Regions from separate parts of the Homo sapiens genome. Here regions 2, 3 and 4 are each linked to region 1. A link is a loop called in an ENCODE intact Hi-C map of the cell type or tissue named here. Cell type or tissue: endothelial cell of umbilical vein. All regions are shown on one strand. Region 1 has its middle 67 kb from the start of HHEX. Region 2 has its middle 33 kb from the start of EXOC6. Region 3 has its middle 8.6 kb from the start of EXOC6. Region 4 has its middle 25 kb from the start of EXOC6.

What was found. Peaks named below come from ENCODE experiments on the same cell type or tissue, not always from the same donor. Only the 100,000 strongest peaks of a DNase experiment are listed, where the experiment ranks them.
Region 2: it touches region 1 in a loop (9-fold over the local background); 12 of 110 quality-filtered maps call a loop at or near these places.
Region 3: it touches region 1 in a loop (8-fold over the local background); 11 of 110 quality-filtered maps call a loop at or near these places.
Region 4: it touches region 1 in a loop (7-fold over the local background); 12 of 110 quality-filtered maps call a loop at or near these places.

Annotation. Positions count from the first base shown.
Region 1 is chr10:92,754,304-92,759,303 of GRCh38, reverse strand. No RefSeq gene overlaps it. Among named protein-coding and RNA genes, the nearest start is that of HHEX, 67 kb to the right of the region's middle. RefSeq lists cis regulatory regions at 1,765-2,257, 2,886-2,903, 2,420-3,101 and enhancers at 2,081-2,280, 2,822-2,966, 1,072-5,000. In endothelial cell of umbilical vein, no CTCF peak of the experiment used is centred here; DNase peaks (open chromatin) are centred at 2,033, 2,893 and 3,293; H3K27ac peaks cover 3,246 bases.
Region 2 is chr10:92,813,358-92,818,357 of GRCh38, reverse strand. No RefSeq gene overlaps it. Among named protein-coding and RNA genes, the nearest start is that of EXOC6, 33 kb to the left of the region's middle. In endothelial cell of umbilical vein, no CTCF peak of the experiment used is centred here; a DNase peak (open chromatin) is centred at 2,127; H3K27ac peaks cover 1,918 bases.
Region 3 is chr10:92,837,429-92,842,428 of GRCh38, reverse strand. It overlaps a transcript of EXOC6 not described here. Among named protein-coding and RNA genes, the nearest start is that of EXOC6, 8.6 kb to the left of the region's middle. In endothelial cell of umbilical vein, a CTCF peak has its summit at 3,094 (motif pointing left); DNase peaks (open chromatin) are centred at 2,658, 2,878 and 3,118; H3K27ac peaks cover 3,450 bases.
Region 4 is chr10:92,820,796-92,825,795 of GRCh38, reverse strand. No RefSeq gene overlaps it. Among named protein-coding and RNA genes, the nearest start is that of EXOC6, 25 kb to the left of the region's middle. RefSeq lists an enhancer at 3,390-3,684. In endothelial cell of umbilical vein, a CTCF peak has its summit at 2,661 (motif pointing left); DNase peaks (open chromatin) are centred at 2,625 and 3,485; H3K27ac peaks cover 2,294 bases.

The sequences.
Region 1 (5,000 bases):
AGCCACTTCCCAGCCCTGGAATGCCCTACCTCCATCCAGACACTGTGTTTGGAATATAATAAGCAATAAATATAAGCCACCTTTTAGTAAGGATTCTGTATTTATAGGCCAAAACATCCTAACTGATGCTCAGGTCATTAAAAAGACAATTCAACTTTGTCCAACTTTTGTTCATTTGTCCAACTTTTCAATGGACAAACAATACAAACAGAAAACTCACAGAGGAGGAGATACAGGTAACTAAAACACATCTTTAAAAGATGTTCAGTTTTGTGAATAACAAAGGAAACACAAATGAAAACAAATTTTTTTGCCTATCAGCTCTATAAAATTTGCTAATACTAAGGCTGATACATGTTTGGGGAAACAAGACTTTTCTGACTTTTGGGTAGATTGCAAGCTGTTACACTGGTACTCAATTTAGCAATGCATGTTAAAATTTCAAGGGTATGTACCTTTAACCCAACAATTCTACAGAAATACACATAAGCACAAAAATGTTTGCACAAGGATGTTCAGTAGTACTGTACTGTTTGTTAAACCAAAAAAAAAAAAAAAGGCTGAAATAGTCCAAAGTCTACCAATAAGAAACTGAGTAAATAAATTATAGCACATTATTCTGTGGAATAGCCACAGCCGCTCAAAATAAGAAGGTAAATCTGTATATACTGACATTTAAATCTATACAACATATACTATGAAGGAAATCACGTAAGTTTCAGAAGAGTATGTGTACATCCCATTATCTTTTTCTTTTTTATGATGCTTTTATTGTACTGAAATAAATCTTAGAACAGCATACAACAAACAAATTATCATTAGTAGCCTTAATATGAAGGTCTGAAAATTTAAACTTTATACGTTTCTGTGCATAGGGGTGTGTGTATGTGTATGTGTAAAGAAAACACATTTATTGCTATTATAATTGGAAAAAAAGAAGTTTAATCTCATCAATCTAACAGAAAGTGCTGGTCTTCACTTAGCAGTCACAGTTATCCTAAGAGGGCTGTAGGCAAATGTCCCAATTCTATTCCTAGTCAAGGGGAAGCCCAGGATACCAGAGACACACAGGGAATCTGCGTCCTGCTTAGGATTTGAGGGTGAGGTGAAACTGACCCTGTGGCCATTAAGAGGAGTCTAAGAAACAGATCTGAGTGGCTGTGGCTATTCCACACTATCATGTGCTATTATACTAAGGGCAAAAGCTGAAAAGACAGCCTAAGAGCCCATGCCAGGGACAGAGAGGCAAAATCCAATGGATGGGAACCTGTGGCACCAACCCTAAGCCAGCAGCACTGAATGGAGGTGACTGGTGTCTCCAAAGTGATTCTCTAAACAGCTGAGGCAGAGTGTGGCTCACAGGACACCTGCCACCTCACGGTCTGGATCGGAGGAAGCTATGAAGATAGCAAGCTATCAGTGAATAACTGACGTATAAAGAAGCAATAAAGTCTCTCTGGCCAAGTGAGGCAAAAAAAAAACAGCAACAAACCCTTAGGCTGATTGCAATTTTCTATGCAAAATTGTTTCAGATTTTAAAAAAGAAAAAGAAAAACCATTTACCTTCTTAAAGCATACAATTTTTTAGGTGTAACTTAAATTTCTTTCCGGTCATAGGCCTGTGAAAGTTCGCATACTTCCTGATGCAAATCATTTTTTTAAGAGTGCCTCATTCTATTCCACTGGCTCAAAGAGATTGTACAGAATCAAGCTCTCTCCCTCTTCCTTTAACACCTGCTTTTGGTAAATGAGCATCATATGAGAGACTTGCCACAAAATGATACCCCAAACTCCTGAAGAATTGAGCTGAGAGGGAGAAGTCCGCTCCACCCTTTCTCTCTCCAGAAAACTGTCTGTCCAAAGCCTCTGGGGCAGCCAGCCATATCCTAGTGCAGCAGGGCTGGGTGAGAAGTCCTTTTTAGGCAAGGCATTAAAAAGAGTTGGCTGAGCAGATCTAAAAACCCTTGGTCAACAGGGCGGAGCCAGGCCTGAGGCAGAAGTATTACTTCACAGTTGCATTGGCTTCCTGTGGCCGCCAATAGAGGCAGCATCTGGCAGAAAGCCCACCACAGAGAAGAGGGAACTCCACGGAGAAGAAAATAGTAACGAGGCCCCAAAGGTGGAAGTACAGCCTGAGAAACTTTGCCCAGCCTGGGACTGGCTGCCCTGCCAGCTAGTCTTGCTGCTCTGCAGGGCCTGGGGCGTGGTATCCCCTCAGACTTTAAAATCCTGATATCCCTCCAATGGGGAGCACTTTTTATAAGCGCTCTTCATATATTCTTTAATCTGTGTCATTTATTCCATACCATGAAGCTATGAGGCAGGTGCTATTATTAACTTCATTTTTCAGATGGGAACACTGAAACGCAGAGGTGAAATAATTGCCCCAGGACACAGGGAAGTCAAGGTTTGAAACCCCCACATGGCCAGCCCTGAAGCCCAGACTACTGAGACCGCAGCAACTGAGTTCTCAAGTGAAAATCAAGAAGATGAGGTAAGGGTTAGTGCTACCTCCAACTGACACTGTGGATTGGGGCAATCTTGCCTCCTCCCTCATAGGTAATATTTTGGGTTTTCCTTCCTTGCACATAACCAGGCAAATGACTGCAATTCTAAAAAGATACAAATATAAAAACAAGAAGTGAAACAGTGCAGACACCTGAAACCCAAAACCCAACCATTTCTGAAAGCGCGAGCTAGCGGAGCTGCCGCACAACAGAAATAGTTGTGTCCTGTTTAGATAGGCTTTGTTTTGCTACATGGCTGCGTTTGCAGTGAAGTGATATCAAGTCCTGAGGGCCCACTCCTTTGATGAGTTAAACACACAAAGGCCTACATTTTGATGTAATCTGATAGCATGTAGCTAAGTCCTAGACAAACTGCAACTGTGAGGAAGTGATAAACCCAACTTCCTGCACAAAGCTGCCTGAGATAACACTTTCCATGGACTGGAAGGAAAAAAAAAGAGAGAGAGACATGATTGCTACAGAATTTTAAAGGAACTATTCCATTCTTAATAAATAACCTCTTTTTCATGTGGTCCCAGAAAAACGAAACAAAGCTGATTGTCATCCAATGACTCTGTCGTAATTCCACATATGATTTAATTCCGATTTTACTCAGGCAAAATCGGTCACTTGAGATTCACTTGCTTTTCTCTGTTAAGGATACTACAGTTCTAACTTGAAATCTCAGTTATCTTCTTAGCCAAGAGAATGTCTCTGAAATTTTACAAGAAGTCAGATTGAGAGAACTGAGGTTGCATTAACTGGCTCCTGGGGTTCTCACTGAGCCCCTAAAGAGGCCCATTCAGTTTGAATAAACACACATTGGAATCCTTGCCAACTTATCCAAGGGCCAATAGCTGTTTCTACAATACCAAAACAGGGTCAACGTGGCAATTTCACTAAGTGTTTATGTAGGTTGTGTCATATAGAAACAACCAATAAGAGCAGATTGTGCTGGGAATTTTCTGCGAATGCATTCATTCATTCATTTAGTAAATTTTTTTTTTTGTTTTTGAAATGAGTCTCACTTTATCACCCAGACTGGAGTACAGTGGTGCAGTCTCAGCTCACTGCAGCCTCCGCCTCCTGGGTTCAAGCTATGCTCCTCCATCTGCCTCCCAAGTAGCTGAGATTACAGGCGTCTGCCACCATGCCTGGCTAATTTTTGTATTTTTAGTAGAGACAGGGTTTCACCACGTTGGCCAGGCTGATCTCGAACTCTTGACCTCAAGTGATCTGCCTGCCTGGGCCTCCCAAAGTGCTGGGATTACAGGCGTGAGCCACCGCACCTGGCCAGTAAATATTGAGTGCTTACTACGTGCTAGGAAATGCAGTGGTAAACAAAAAAGAGATAGCCCCTGACCTCATGGACTTCCCAGTCTAGTTAGAGAAGCAGATATTAAACACGCAAATAATGTTAAGTGCTCTGAAGAGAAAGAATAGGGTGGTCCAATTTCCGTTTAGATGAGGTGGTCAGTGGAGGCCCAAATATTAATACCAGTGGAGGCCCAACTGATGATGTGGTATTCAGGCCTGAATCATCCAAACGACCAATGAATGAAGGAAGACAGCTCCAGTAGAGAAAACAGTCTATTCGCAAGTCCTGAGTTAGGAAAGAGTTTTGTGCCTTTGAGGAACTAAAGGAAAGCCTGTGTGTCCAAAATAAATTACATGAAGAGAGAGGATAGGATAGGAGGCTGGAAAGGAAGGCGGATCCAGAAAGTGCAGGGCCTGGTAGGCGTGAAGTGTGGCTTTAGACTGAGTGTGGTGGGGAAACATTGCACTAATACTGCTTGACAGGATGGGTGTGGTGGCTCACGCCTGTAATTCCAGCACTGTGGGAGGCCGAGGTGGGTGGATCATTTGAGATCAGGAGTTCGAGACCAGCCTGGCCAACATGGTGAAACCCTGTCTCTACTAAAAATACAAAAATTAGCCAAGTATGGTGGGACACGCCTGTAATCCCAGCTACTCAGGAGGCTGAGGCAGGAGAATCGCTTGAACCTGGGAGGCAGAGGTTGCAGTGAGCTGAGATCCCACCACTGCACTCCAGCCTGGGCAACAAAAGCAAGACTCTGTCTCAAAAAAAAAAAAAAAATGGCTGGGTGTGGTGGCTTACACCTGTAATCCCAGTACTTTGGGAGGCCGAGATGGGTGAATCATTTGAGGTCAGTAGTTCGAGATCAGCCTGGCCAACATAGAGAAACCCTGCCTCTACTAAAAATATAAAAATTGGCCAGGCGTGGTGGCAGGCCCCAGCTACTCGGGAGGCTGAGGCAGGAGAATTCCTTGAACCCGGGAGGCGGAGGCTGCAGTGAGCTGAGATCGTGCCACTGCACTCCAGCTTGGGCAACAGAGCGAGACTCCATCTTAATAAAAAAAAAAAAATGCTGTTGACCTCTCATCGTGTTCTGCTCCTAGATTGTTTTCTAGGCAAGGATCTCAAAAAGAATGCAGCAGTCCTAAAGGCCTTTGAGAAAAATTGTGAGATGA
Region 2 (5,000 bases), 59 kb before region 1:
CTACGTAATAGACAAGCTCCTGTCTCATAAGTTTGTTGGGAGATTAAATTAAGTAATGAAAATAAGGTCTTCAGAATAGTGCCAGGAAAGTAATTAACCCTATAGAAGCGTTAGTATTATGCCATAATGAGGAAAGTTATTATGTACCACTGAAGATAATTATTTTAATTAACTGATTTCTATTTTTTGGTCTGGTGAAAAGGATTGTTCCTCTACATCTTTTCAAATGGACACATGTGGATATTTCTCTGATGTTCAATGATCAGTTTCCAAAAGATAAGTTGCCCATGAAAATGCTAGGTGACCACAATGTTCACCTGTTTATTATAAAGTTATTTCCAATGTACTGTTCTTAAGTTTGTTATGTGCTCATTCATCATTTTACAAAGACTATAGATTTAAGGACCTTCCATGTGCCAAGCCTTTGAGAAGCCAACAGGTCAGTGGAGAAATTTCTTTTTTATTCCAAATTAACTTGTCGGGGGCGTGAGGTCTTGGACTGAGAATGTGCACCCTATACCCAGGGTGGCTTGCACACCTACTGCAAGAATCCATCTCTGGACCTTAGAGTCAGGATCTGAACACAGATCTGCCTAACTCTAGAGCTCAGAACCACTATGTGATAGGCCTCCCTGGCTCATTGGTGCTTCACAATCCAGGACCATCCCTTTTGACCTGACTCCTAGAACTTTCCATCCGGCATGCAACCCAGGAATAACCGCCTATTTGGTCTGCCCAGGCTCCTGGAGCTTATTCATGGGGCGAAGAAAAATGAGCCTTGACTCCTAGGAAAGTAATGCAAATAAAAAGGACTGGATTAAACACTCCTTTAGTGTTTCCTATTCTGCTTCAACATTCCCCAATCATCACTAAAGAAGGACTGTACCATGGATAAAGGGGGAAGCTGCTATTTTCTTGTGGTCTTTATTCATATCCCCCGGCTTCTCATTCTCAGCCTCCTTTCCAAGTTCCTTTTCATCTGTTTGTCTTCTAAATGTAGTTGTTTCCCATGATTCTGTCCTCAACTCTCCCTTCCTCTTACTTTAGGGTCCTGTGTGTTCATCTTCCACTTGTGTGTTGATGAGTCTCAAATCTAGATCTCCAACTGCACTTCTCCCCTAAGCGCCAAACTTCATTTTTAACACCTACATTACATCTCCACCAGAATATCCTATCCCATCATCATGTCCAAAATTGAACTCATTAACTTCCCTCTCCTCCCACTGTAAGTCAATTTCCATGCATCAAACACCCACCTACTAATAATGATAATATCCCCACACAGGTATTCCCAACCTGCTCTTTCTCTCCAGGTCAATCTCTACCTAGCTCTTCTTCATTAGCTCTGACCTGGGTACCTCTGGGCATTTGTAGATGCTGTTCCTTTCATCTGGAATGCACTTCCGTCTGTCTACCTGGTAAACAGATTTCTATATGTTCTTCAAGATTCAACACAGACAGCCCCCTCTTCAAAACCACTCTAGGTCCTGAATGGTACATCTCATAGGACATAATTTGGATAGGACATATATGCTTTATTTCCAATATTAAACTGAATTCTTTGAAGACCACTTTTGGGTGTTATTCACTTCTGTAGTTCTCAGAGCACTTAGTACAGGACCTCCTACAGAAAAGTTTTCAATAAATGTTTGCTGGAATAATTAATCAATGTAGTAAATAATTAATAAAGTAGTCAATAACTCATAAGGTAGTAAAATGGAACCAGTATGCTTGAGTGGTGATTTATTTCTTCCTCCACCCATTCTTTGTCTTCAAATTTCCCATTGCCTACTGTCACTTTTCTGGATTGGTCACCACTCAGAAATTTTGATGTTGTAAATAGTTTATCTTACAAAATTTTTGGAGTTAATTTGGTTTATAAGGCCTGACACAATCTGGCCCCTTACAAGGACAGCTATTGTAGAGTAGAAACTGAGAGAATGACTAATGTGAATTCCTTCATTTCAAACACACTATGATAAAAAGAAAAGTTTCCATTTATACCACATTTTACAGGGTTATGGTTCAATAGGTGATCTGTATGCTTCCTTTTGACTTCCAAACACATGTGTTCCTTTGTTTCTCAGGAAGTAATCATCATGTAGCCATGGAAATCAATGAGTGCAAAGGAAATGTTGCAGGGGAATAATGAAGCCAACTAACTCGGCTCCACAAAGTTGGTCACATCCTAAAACAATTAAAATACATCCAAAAGCCCCTAGAGGAAGTGTTGATCAGTGCTTGGTATTTTGACAATAACTTGTACAGTATGTGAAAGCATTTCAAAAATTCTAAAGCATTTATGAAATGCAACATATTATCAAGATGAATGAACAAATATTTATTGAGTGACTACTATGAACTAGGTACTTTTGCATATATGCCCTCATTTTATTTCAACAGCCCTATGGAATAGCTGGTTTTGGTATTATTTCCATTCTATCAATTTTTTAAAAATACTAAGACTCTCAGAGGTTAAATGACTTGTCTAGTAAGTGAAAGAGACAACACTTGAAGGAATATGTTCTTTCCATCAATCAGAATTCATCTTAAAGATGAATTATGACCAGATCCATGGCCTAAATCTCAAGAGGGACCCAACACAGTACAAACCACCTCCCAACCAGCTTTCCATACTGGTAAATAAGACTCAACTGTTTCTCTCTCTGCTTAACTAGGCTTGCAATTTATATCCTTGGAGGCAGGTTTGTGATTTGGAGGTTTAAAACTTTATCTCAATAACAGGAAAGATCAGGACCATACATTTTTTGAAGTCATTTATAAGGCATCAACATCATATTAGTCAAATTCTGACACAGTGGACAATCCCATTATTCTCCTTTTCTTTTGGAAGAGTTTGTAATGTTTAAATATTCATAAAGATCCAAAGTTTGTATTATACAGAAATTTGTCTTAAGATGATGTTTCAGTGGAAGGAATTGAGAGTAGTAACTGCTTTAACCTTTATTTAGAGTCTTAAAGTAATGGAGCTTACCTTTGGTGAAAACCTATGGACTCAGTCTCGTTATTTTGTAAGCCATACCTTATATTTAATGCAAATTATATTATTAAGTTTCTCATGCAAAAGAGTCCAGATAAGGACTAGGGCAGTCTAAACCTGGTATGGTAGCTCCACAAAGTCATCAGACACCCAGACTGCTTCTACTTTTCTGCTTTCTAGCTTTAGCAAGTGACTTCCATTCTCAAGGTCATCTCAGGATACAAAAACACTGCTGCAGATCCAGCCACCAAGCCCCCAGTCCAGGCAGCAGGAAGGAGGCTGGGGAAGGACAAAAAGGATGTGGACCAGCTGTGTGTCCCCCTTACATAAGGGTTTTCCGGGAAGTTCAATCCGGCTACTTCTGCTTTTATCTCATTGGTCAGGGCTTAGTCACATGGCCAAACCTACCTGCACATGATGTTGGGAAAGATAGTCTTTATCTGGTCTAAAGAAGAAAGAATGGGGGAATGGATATAGGGGAGGTATCCACAATTGCAACCATAAAAGATGAAGCAGAGGGACAGAAAAGCCCACATAAAAGATCAAAGTCTTCAAAATAGAAGAATAATTGGGTCTGAATCTCATGTCTGCTATTTATCAGAGGTAGCCAGATCAGGGAGACCAGCTAGAAGGGGATTTGGACCAGGGTGGTAGTGATGGACATGGGGAAAGGTGGTCAGATTCTGAATATGTTTTGAAGGTAGAGCCAACAGGATTTGCTAATGGATTAGAATGCGAGGTCTGAGAGAAAGAGAAATCCAGGGTGACACCAAATTTTTTTGTTATTGTTTAAGCAGCTGGAAGAATAGAGTTGTTCACTTACTGAGAAAAAGAGAACACGGTGGGAGGAGCAGGTTCAGAATGGGAGTGGAAGGAGATCAGAGGCTCAGATGTTTATTAGACATTCAAATGGAGACGTTGAGTTGGAAGGTGGACATAGAGTCTGGAGCACAAGGAGGTGGTACAAACTGGAGATATATACATTTAGAAGCAAGCAATACATAGATAGTATTTAAATCCCTGAGACTGAATGAAATCATTAAAGTAGTATGTGCAGATGAAAAACGGAAGAGCTCCAAACAATAAGCCCTGGGGCACTCCACTGTTGTGGATGGCTAAGTGTTAACCAGCAGGCAGTGTTAACCATAAGCTGGCTAAGCGGGAGAACAGGAATGCATGTTCTCATTTAGGGCACAGACAGCCCAGGAAAACTGAAAGAACCCGACAAGAAGATGAGAAGCAGTGAGGTGGAAGGAAAACCAGGAGTGTGGTGGAAGCCATGTGGAAGAAGTCTTTATGAGCAGGGAGTCACTGTTTTAAATGCTGCTGATAGGTCAAATAAGACCACTACATTTGCTACGTTTGCCTTTTAAGAGTAATTTCAGTGGGTGGTGGGGGTAAAAGGAGAAGAAATAAGAGGAGAATTGGAGATAACAAGTAGATACAACTATTTTGCGGAATTTTGCTATAAAAGGAAAGAGAGAAATGGGGGTTGGGGTGTGTAGTAAGCTAGAAGGGAAAGTGGGACCAAGAGATGAGATTTTTTTTTATGATGAGAGATGCTTATATGGTACTGGGAAAAAAGGCAGAAAGTGACAATGCAGGGGAGTGAAGGGAGGATTGCCTGCAGCACTGTCCTTGACTTTGTAGGCAAGGGAGGGAAGGGGGTAGGGTTCTAGTGTGTAAGTGGAAGTGATGGTCTTTAAAAAGAGCATGGAGAGTTCTTCCACGGAAACAGAAGAGAAGGAAGAGTCTATAAGCCCAGATTTCGGTAGGTGGGTAGATGTTGTTGTGGGACCTTATGGAAGTTTTCTTCTGCTCACTTCCGTTTTCTCAGTGTATAGGAAGCAAGGTTATCATGACAATGAAGATGGAAAAGAGTGGTTGAATTTTTGAGAAAAGAACAAAAGGAATTAGCTGGGCATGGTGGTGTGTGCCTGTAGTCCCAGCTACTTGGGAGGCTGAGACAGGAGAATTGCTTGAACCCAGAAGGCAGAGG
Region 3 (5,000 bases), 83 kb before region 1:
ACTCCCTGGCTAGGGATATTAGCATCCCTAAATCTTCCTATTCCTTACCCTTTTTTTTTTTTTTTTTTCTGAGACAGAGTCTCGCTCTGTTGCCCAGGCTGGAGTGCAATGGTGTGATCTCAGCTCACTGCAACCTCCACCTCGCGGGTTCAAGCAATTCTCCTGCCTCAGCCTCCTGAGTAGCTAGGATTACAGGCGTGCACCACCACACTCGGCTAATTTTTGTATTTTTAGTAGAGACAGGGTTTCACCATGTTGGCCAGGCTGGTCTCGAACTCCTAACCTCATGATCTGCCTGCCTCGGCCTCCCAAAGTGGTGGGATTCCAGGCGTGAGCCACTGCACCCGGCCTGGTTTTTATTCTTCATAGCACTTATTAACACTTTTTTTTTTGGTGTATTTCTGGCTCTTTTCACTAAAATACAAGCTCCCTGTGAGCATGGACTTTCCAGATCTTGATCTTGCTGTATCAACGGCACCCAGACCACTGCCTGTCACATTGTAAATGTGCCATTATTATTTATTTACTAAATGAATGAGTGAATGAGCATTTGCTATGAGACATTACATTTCATTAATACATTTCATGCCTAATTCAACTAATCCTTTCAACAGCTCTATTAGTAATTATAAAGGCAGAATTTGAACCCATATCCTTCTGGTTCCAAAACCCATTCACTTAACCACTAAATAAGCAAAACTGTCCCCCTGGTTGGAATATTTGGCTCCTAAACATAAAAATGTTTTTAAAGTTTTATCTAGTGTTGCAATAAACATCACATAGCTAATGATATCACTTAAATGTCCAGCAAAAATTGGGTAACTGTATAGCCGAGTCTCATAAGACATTCCAGGCTTTTTGGAGGTGCAACAGATGCAGCAAGCCTCTGTCACAGTTAGGCCCAAATTTATTTCTGAACAATTTCTCTGGACTCCATTTTTATGTAGAACGCTATACTATTCTCATTAGAGATTAAATCAGGTCATGATATTGCATTAGTATAAAATATAAGCATTAGTGAATGTGATTTTTCAAATTGACACCTCTCTCCCCTGCATATAATGCAACCAAAATAAAATTTACATTACTGTAAGCCAGGCACAGAAATGCAAATACTGCATGATCTCACTTATATGTAGAATCTAAAAAAGTTGAACTCAGAGAAGTCGAGAGTTGAATGGTAGTTACCAGAGGCTGAGGAGAGACATAGATGGGAAAAGGAAAGATGTTAATCAAAGATGTTAATCAAAGTTTCAGCTGGACGGGAGAAATAAGCTTTGGTGATCTACTGCACAGAATGGTGGCTATAATTAATAATAATAATATACTGCGTATTTCAAAATTGCTCAAAGTAGATTTTAAGTGTTCTCACCACAAAAAGTATGTAAGGTGATAGATATAATAATTAGCTTGATTTAATCATTCTACACTGTAAACAGACAGTGAAACGTCACGTTATACCCTATAAATAGGCTGGGTATGGTGGCACACACCTGTAATCCCAGCACTTTGGGAGGCCAAGGCAGGCGGATTTCTGGAGTTCAGAAGTTCAAGACCAGCCTGGACAACATGGCGAAACCTCGTCTCTACAAAAAATACAAAAACTAGCCAGGCATGGTGGCACACACCTGTGGTTCCAGCTACTCAAGAGGCTGAGATGGGTGGATTGCTTGAGCCCAAGAGGCCACTTGAGCCAAGACTGTGCCACTGTATTCAAGCCTGACTGACAAGAGACAGACCCTGTCTCAAAAAAAAAAAAAAGTTCTACACTCTAAATATATGCGATTATTATTTGTCAAATTAAAAAAAGTTTTAAAAAATTTACATAACTCAATATTTCACACCTGCTCAGAATTTCAAGGTGTTATGCATGATTGTTTACTTCAGGACTCTAAAGTATGTATTTATTAAGTCATACTAGAATATCCATCCCAAATGGAAACTAGACAATAATAGTCAACACTAATATTTATTATTTACTCTGTGCCAGCCAACTATTATGCTAAGCACCCTATAGACACTAATTATTTGAGATAGGTTTTATCATAATCCCCACTTTATAGTTTCAGAAACTAAGGCCAAAATCATACAAGTAGTAAATGTTCAGTCCAGATTAAAATCTAGACCTTTGATCTTAATGAATATACTTGATAAAATAAGATTTAATACAAATCTTACATTTATAAAGATATAAATAGCAAGAACATTCTAGAACATCCACAGTTAAATTTAACTACTTATTTTTTGTTTTAGTATGTCATTCTAAGATTTTATAGTATATACAGTTTAGGGTTTTTTTTTTTAATGTTTTCTTTCCTTTCCTAAAAGCACGTTATCTTTATTCCTAAAAACATTAAAGTCAAAGAAATATGATATCCTGTTTGCTCTTAAACTGATAAAACTTCATGGTCAGCTTTTGGAAAAGTGCCTGAGAGAGTCTGTGAATACAAGTGTAAAACAATTATGTTATCATAAAACAATTACAAAAATTTCTTCTGGTACGTCATCTTGTACAATTCCCTTTTCCTCCTATTTTTCCCAGCCCTCTGCAGGGCCTTCTTTAGACATCCACCCCCGCCCCACAGCCCCCCACCTTTCTACCTCCCACTAACTTTGCAGTACCCTACAATGTGTCCATGATTTTATCATCTCAGGCTCAGCTACAGCCACAAAACATGCTGTGACTTCTGAACCCAAGTCGGTTCAGACATTGTGACCTCAGGACCTGTTCTAAGGGGCTAACAACACACCTGCAGGACCCCAAGGGGCATCACGAGCCCCAGGCTACATCCAGGTCTGAGTCAGTATCCAGGGGAGCAGGTCTGATGGGTGATGCCTGACAGCAGGAAGTTCTAGTGTGAATATGGTAAATAAATGTTATGAACACTGCTACTACCCTATCCTAGGACCATACTACCGTCACTAATTTATCAGGATCATCCTCAATATGAAGATTCAGGCAACCATTCCCAATGCATTGAATCGATATGCTACTTGAAACCTATTGACCATCCTTGTGCAAGGAATTTGATAATACTGAGTAAAACAGGGACTAATGTTGTTTCCTCGAACATGGCCCCGGACAGCCATTAAGTCTCCCAGGGACAGTCACGCCCCCTAGCGGAAGGAGCTGGCAAGGAGCCAGGCACATCTACACCAGATGGAGAGGCTACAGTGAAAATCAGGAAACCTAAACAGAATGAGAACATCCAGTGGAAATTAGCCTGTGGTTGCAAGCAATGAAAACAATGATGCCCAGGGCAAAAAGATTAGGGCAGCAAAACTAGTTGCAGACTTTACCTGCCCGTAAGTTTCAGCCTACCAATATTCTGCAAGCTAGGGGATTTTTTTTTTTTTTAGAGGAGTCTCACTCTGTCGCCCGGGCCAGAGTGCAGTGGCCCGATCTCGGCTTACAGCAACCTCCGCCTCCCAGGTTCAAGTGATTCTCCCGCTTCAGCCTCCCAAGTAGCTGGGACTACAGACGTGCACCACTACGACTGGCTAATTTTTGTATTTTTCAGTAGAGATGAGGTTTTGCCATGTTGGTCAGGCTGGTCTTGAACTCTTGACCTCAAGTGAGCTGGCCTTAGCCTCCCAAAGTGCTGGGATTACAGGTGTGAGCCACCGTGCCTGGCCTAGGTAGGGGATTTTGAATGGCCAAAGCTAAACCATGCTGGGACAACACAGGCACTGACAGTAGGCCTTCCTTTACATTTCTCCCTTTTTTCTTAAGTTCAGTCGCCATCTGCATGGCTAACATCAAATTCTACTTTTCCACCGTGGTATTTTCTTCCCCAATTCAAACTCTATAGTTGGCTGAGATGGCTTTAATGGATGTTTCATTGGCAATGCAAATAAACCTTGGGAAAAGTATAGAGTCTCAGCTCTCTCCTGAAACTATCTTTCCTTCAAACTTAATGCTATGGGCCTTAAACACCATTTCACACACAAAATGAAAACAAATGCAAGACCTCAGAATCATCTGATTCTTGTCCACTCTTTCAAAAAGAGGGCCAAAGGAGCCAACACAAGGGCTCATTGGGAAAGTCAGGCAGGAAACGAGCTGGACCATCTGGAAGAAGCTTGTCCTGGGAGTAGCCATGTATAAAGTCAGGAGGTGGGAAGAACACAGCCTGGTGGGGTGAAAGGCATTATAGGCCATTGACAATGACTCTTGGTCGCCACAACCCACTCATGACGTCTGAGACAGAGGAGACTTGTTTTCCCAGATGATGTGTGGGAATGAGTATGCGGGAAGGTTTGAATGCTCTGCAAAAGAAGTGCCGTTCAGTTACCCTTGAATTACACTGGTAGAAACCATCTCTTGAGTCCTGAGTCACTGAGCTCTCTGAGCTCACCTTTTTAGGGGAGCAAACTCCACCTGGCCCAGATATGAACTCTGACCTCAAATAGGCCACCTCAGGTTGCCTACCTGCAAAACAAGGTGGGCAGGGAAAGGAAGCTAACAGAGTTCAGGATTTTACAGCAGAAAATATTTGCCAAAGCAATGCCTTTTTTCTGTGACAGGGAAAAACACGTAGGTAAACGCTTCAGTATTCTCTCTACCTCAATTCCCAGGTGTAAGCTTTTCCCTGGGAATGTTTCTCTCTTGCATTTCCAGTCCCAGTATCCTAACCTTTCTCTCACTGTTCATTCCGGGGCCTCAAGGCAGGGCCTTCAGCTGCCTCCAGCCAAACTCCTTTTCCACCCTCTCAACCCTTATAGCTTATAGTTTTCTTTTGGTTTTGGTTTTGGTTTGTGTTTGGAGACAGGGTCTTACTCTTGTCACTCAGGCTGGGGTGCAGTGGCATGATCACAGCTCGCCGCAGTCTTGACTTCCTGGGCTCAAGTGAGCCTCCCCCTTTGGCCTCCCGAGTAGCTGAGACTACAGGCACAAGCCACCAACTAATTTTAAAAAGTGTTTTATAGGGACAGGGTCTCACTATGTTGCTTCAGCTGGTCTTCAACTGGCCTCAAGCGATCTCCCACCTCAGCCTCCC
Region 4 (5,000 bases), 66 kb before region 1:
GTGGGAACAGGGACCGCTAATGTGGAGAGAGGACATGGCCAGGGAAGTGAAAGTATGGCCAGGGTGGTGAGCATGGGGCTGCTTGCCTGAGAAAAGGGTGGAGACAGATAGGTAAGCAGAGAGTTGGGCCCTTATTGTTGTTTTGCTCCTACAGAAGCTAACACCATGGCTGGCACAACATAGGTGTTCGATAAATATTTGCCTAACAAATAATCTGGACACAGGAACAGAGTGGTTTGTAAGTAAAGAGCAACCAATAAATATTTAATTATGATATCACAGAGTTTGTCTTGCAAATGCTATCTAAAATAAAATAGTTAAAAGTTGTTTTCATTGTATCAGTAGTAGTATTTCAACATTAGGAAATCTTTCAAGATATTCAGTTAAGTTCTAAAACTATAGCATTGTTATTTTCAGCAGAGTTACAATAAAACAGTTTGTTATTAAAAAGTTAGTTTTGTGTTTTGTGTTTTGAGACAGTTTCGTTCTTGTCGCCCAGACTGGAGTGCAGTGGCACGACCTCAGCTTATTACAACCTCGGCCTCCTGGGTTCAAGCAATTCTCCTGCCTCAGGTTCTGGAGTAGCTGGAATTACAGGCACCCACCACCACACCCAGCTAATTTTTTAATTTGTAGTAGAGATGGGGTTTCTCCATGTTGGCCAGGCTGGTCTTGAACTCCTGACCTCAGGTGATCCGCCCTCTTCAGCCTCCCAAATTGCTGGGATTAGACACATGAGCCACCACACCCGGCTAGAAAGTTAGCATTTTAAGAAAAATCTGTGGCATTAAAAATTGTGATTCTACAGAGCCATTATATATTTTCCATATCATCTTTTAAAAATTCAGGATATAATATTTCATAACAAAAATGGTTTGATCTTTCAACGGATCTGTGATTTCTCAGTAAATTATATTCCTACTATTCCTTAAATAATAAAATTTCTAAGTAATAGGAAAATAGTTGGCTGGGCACAGTGGCTCATGCCTGTAATCTCAGCACTTTGTGGGGCCAGTCAGAAGGATCGCTTGAGGCCAGGAGTTTGAGACTGGCCTGGGCAACATAGCTAGACCCCATCTCTACAAAAAAACTTTTTTAAAATAAATTAAAAATTAAATTTTTAAATTAAAAAAGTTTTAAAAAATCTATTCAAAATCTCTGATACGACTTACCTCATTTTTCTGTTTATAAAATCCTAGAGGTCATGGTATTTCTATGAATATTAGAATGTTACTACTGGTCTAATCCACCTGCTCCTTGGAACATGCCATGGTTTTGTACATTTCTGAGCCTTTATACGTGTTACTTCCTTTATCTAGAATGCATTTCCCAAACTAGTTTTCCTGTCTCTAACAGGGGGATAATAATAGTGTCACCTTCCTCAAATGGTGGTTGTGATGATTACACGACTTCTAAGCATTTGTTAGGTAAAGTATTTAGGAGAGGGTTTGACACATAATGAGCATCAATAAGTGTCAGTTATTACCATTATCTTACAAGACTTTGTTCAAATGCCACTTATTTTGTAATTTGCTGCTATCTCCCATAAATCTTTTGAACATGTCTTTACTGAAGTTCTTATCCCTTAATACTGTTGTTTTGTTATATATTTGTCCACCTTGCTGGGCCATGTGCTATGCAAAGGCAAGGCATGTGCCTCATGCTTCTTTAGATTCAAGGCATCTAGATGATGTTAGGTATGTAGTGGGCATGTACTGAATGGAAGTACTTCCAAGTGAATGGAAGACTTAAGTAGGAATGATAAAGACACTGATGAATCAAAACAAGTATGAGTACTCTAGCCTAGGCAACAAGAGCGGAACTCCGTCTCAAAAAAAAAAGAAGAAAAGAGAAAAGAAATCACTAAAGATCTTGCCGTCTTCTCTCTAGTATCTTTAGCAACTGTTCTACTCAAAACAAGTATGAGGAATGTTTACTACTTCATTAAACTGGTGTTTTTCTAATTTGACAAGGAAATTCTAGACTAATTGTTTTAATTAACTATAATTATTCTTTTTCTTTTTCTTTTTTTTTTTTTTTTTTTTTTTTTGAGACGGAGTCTCGCTCTGTCGCCCAGGCCGGACTGCGGACTGCAGTGGCGCAATCTCGGCTCACTGCAAGCTCCGCTTCCCGGGTTCACGCCATTCTCCTGCCTCAGCCTCCCGAGTAGCTGGGACTACAGGCGCCCGCCACCGCGCCCGGCTAATTTTTTGTATTTTTAGTAGAGACGGGGTTTCACCTTGTTAGCCAGGATGGTCTCGATCTCCTGACCTCATGATCCACCCGCCTCGGCCTCCCAAAGTGCTGGGATTACAGGCGTGAGCCACCGCGCCCGGCCTCTTTTTCTTTATCTTCATGCAAATCTAGGTGTTTTTTTAAGAGAAGGCTCAAAATCTCTTCCATCTTCGTTTCTCTGGGTTCTGAATAAAAATAATTGCTATAGTAGAAACTTCACCAAATAAATACTTGGTAAACCTTATACCTCTTCAGTTTGTTACGTTAGGGTCTTCTGATTGAATAATTTACAGCTGCTTTTGTTGGTCTTTTCTCAGACATAAATCTTAAAACGTTTGCATCCTGGCCAATACAGAATCAACACAGTGCTAGAGTCGTAGAGCTAGATTATGGTGCTACCTAGTGGTCAATTTTTGGCACATACGTCATTGAAACTGTCTCATGCTCTTGCACGTTTTCATTCTATTTTTTTATACTGACAATTGTAAAATGTCATTAGAAATCACTAAAGATCGGCCAGGCACGGTGGCTCAAGCCTATAATTCCAGCACTCTGGGAGGCCGAGGTGGGCAGATCACGAGGTCAAGAGGTAGAGACCATCCTGGCCAACATGGTGAAACCCGTCTTCACTGAAAATACAAAAAATTAGCTGGGCATGGTGGCGGGCGCCTGTAGTCCCAGTTACTTGGGAGGCTGAGGCAGGAGAATCGCCTGAACCCCAGAGCCGGAGGTTGCAATGAGCTGAGATCGCGCCACTGTACTCTAGCCTGGGCAATGAGAGTGAAACTCTGTCTCAAAAAAAAAAGAAAAAAGAAAAGAAAAGAGAAAAGAAATCACTAAAGATCTTGCTCTCTTCTCTCTAGTATCTTTAGCAACTGTTCTATGTGTCATTTCTCTTCCATTCACCTAGTTTGCATCTCTTCAACGAATAGAGAATTTAAAGGCATACTTCAAGACCTGTCAGATACCCTTTTCTCCCACAGGAAACTGGAACTTTTACAGGCAGAATTCATGACACCAGCTTCTTTGGGCCATGCTACCACACGCCCCCTCTGACTCCAGGCAGATCTCAAAGGCTGCCCATGACAAAGGCACGCCCCTTTGCACACATTCTTCTAAACAATCATTCCCTTTCCCTCTTTTGAAACCAAACAATTCCTTCAAAAACACAGTTTCAGGCATAAAATAGGAAATAGTACTAAACAAACGGAAATATTTTGCTTTAAATACTGAAGCCATTTGTTTACATTAAGAAATAGTTTGCATTCAAAGCCCATAAATGAAAAGAATCATGAATCATCCATCACAAGGGGACTTTATAGATAAGAAATAAGCTCTGGCCTGAACAATTGTATGAAGTATGAACAACTCTTCTCTGGGAGTTTTTGCTGAGTCATTTTTCAGGAAGTGGGCTGTCCAGGGAGATTTCTACGGAGGAACAATCGACAATATTTTCATATTAATAACCTCCAGTTGCTTTATTGTTCTCGAAACTTTTGTTAATGAGTATTTTCCTGTTCGGTGAAAAAAACATTAATCAAAAGACAAAGCCTAATCTGATTTATTTGTATGTGTTTGGGGTTCTTTTCTTCTATAAGTGATGTTAAATATATTTAACTAAGAGTTAGCTAATTGCAAACCTAATTGTCTTCATTAACTGAGTATAATCTCAGGAAATATTTTGTCCTGAACTTTATTTTTAAATATATGTGCAATAACAGGTTTTGGAGGGATGGTAAATACAGGCTGATACAGTTTGGATATTTGTCCCCACCCAAATCTCGGGTGGAAATATAATCCCCAGTGTTCAAGCTGGGGCCTGGTGGGAGGTGTTTGGGTCATGGGGACAGATCTCTCATAGCCTGGTGCTGTCCTCACCATAGTAAGTAAGTTCTGATGAGATCTGGTTTTTTAAAAGAGTGTGGCACCTCCTGGACTTGCTCCTGCTGCCACCATGTGAGATGCCTTCTTCCCTTCACCTTCTGATTGTAAGCATCCTGAGGCCTCCCAACAAGCTGAGCAGAAGCCCCGCCATGCTGCCATGCTTCCTGTACAGCCTGCAAAACCATGAGCCAATTCAACCTCTTTACTTTATACATTACCCAGCCTTGGGTATTTTTTTTGTTTTTTGTTTTTTGTTTTGAGACAGAGTCTCACTCTGCCACCCAGGCTGGAGTACAATGGCATGATCTCAGCTCACTGCAACTCCACCTTTCAGGTTCAGGCAATTCTTGTGCCTCGGCCTCCCAAATAGCTGGAATTACAGGCACCTGCCACCATGCCCAGCTAATTTTTGTATTTTTAGTAGAGATGGGGTTTTGCCATATTGGCCAGGCTGGTCTCAAACTCCTGACCTCAAGTGATCTGCCTGTCTCAGCCTCTCAAACTGTTCGAATTAAGGCGTGAATCACCATGCCCAGCTTTCAGGTATTTCTTTCTTTCTTTTTTTTTAAGGCAGAGTCTCACACTGTCACCCGGGCTGGAGTGCAGTGAGGCGATCTCGGCTCACTGCAATCTCCACCTCCCAGGTTCAAACAATTCTCCCTTAGCCTCCCAAGTAGCTGGGATTACAGGCACCTGCCACCACGCCCAGCTAATTTTTTGTATTTTTAGTAGAGACAGGGTTTCACCATGTTGGCCAGGCTGGTCTTGAACTCCAGACCTCATGATTCGCCTGCCTCGGCCTCCCAAAGTGCTGGGATTACAGGCATGAGCCGCCGCGCCCAGCCTCATGTATTTCTTTAGAGCAACACAAGAATGGCCTA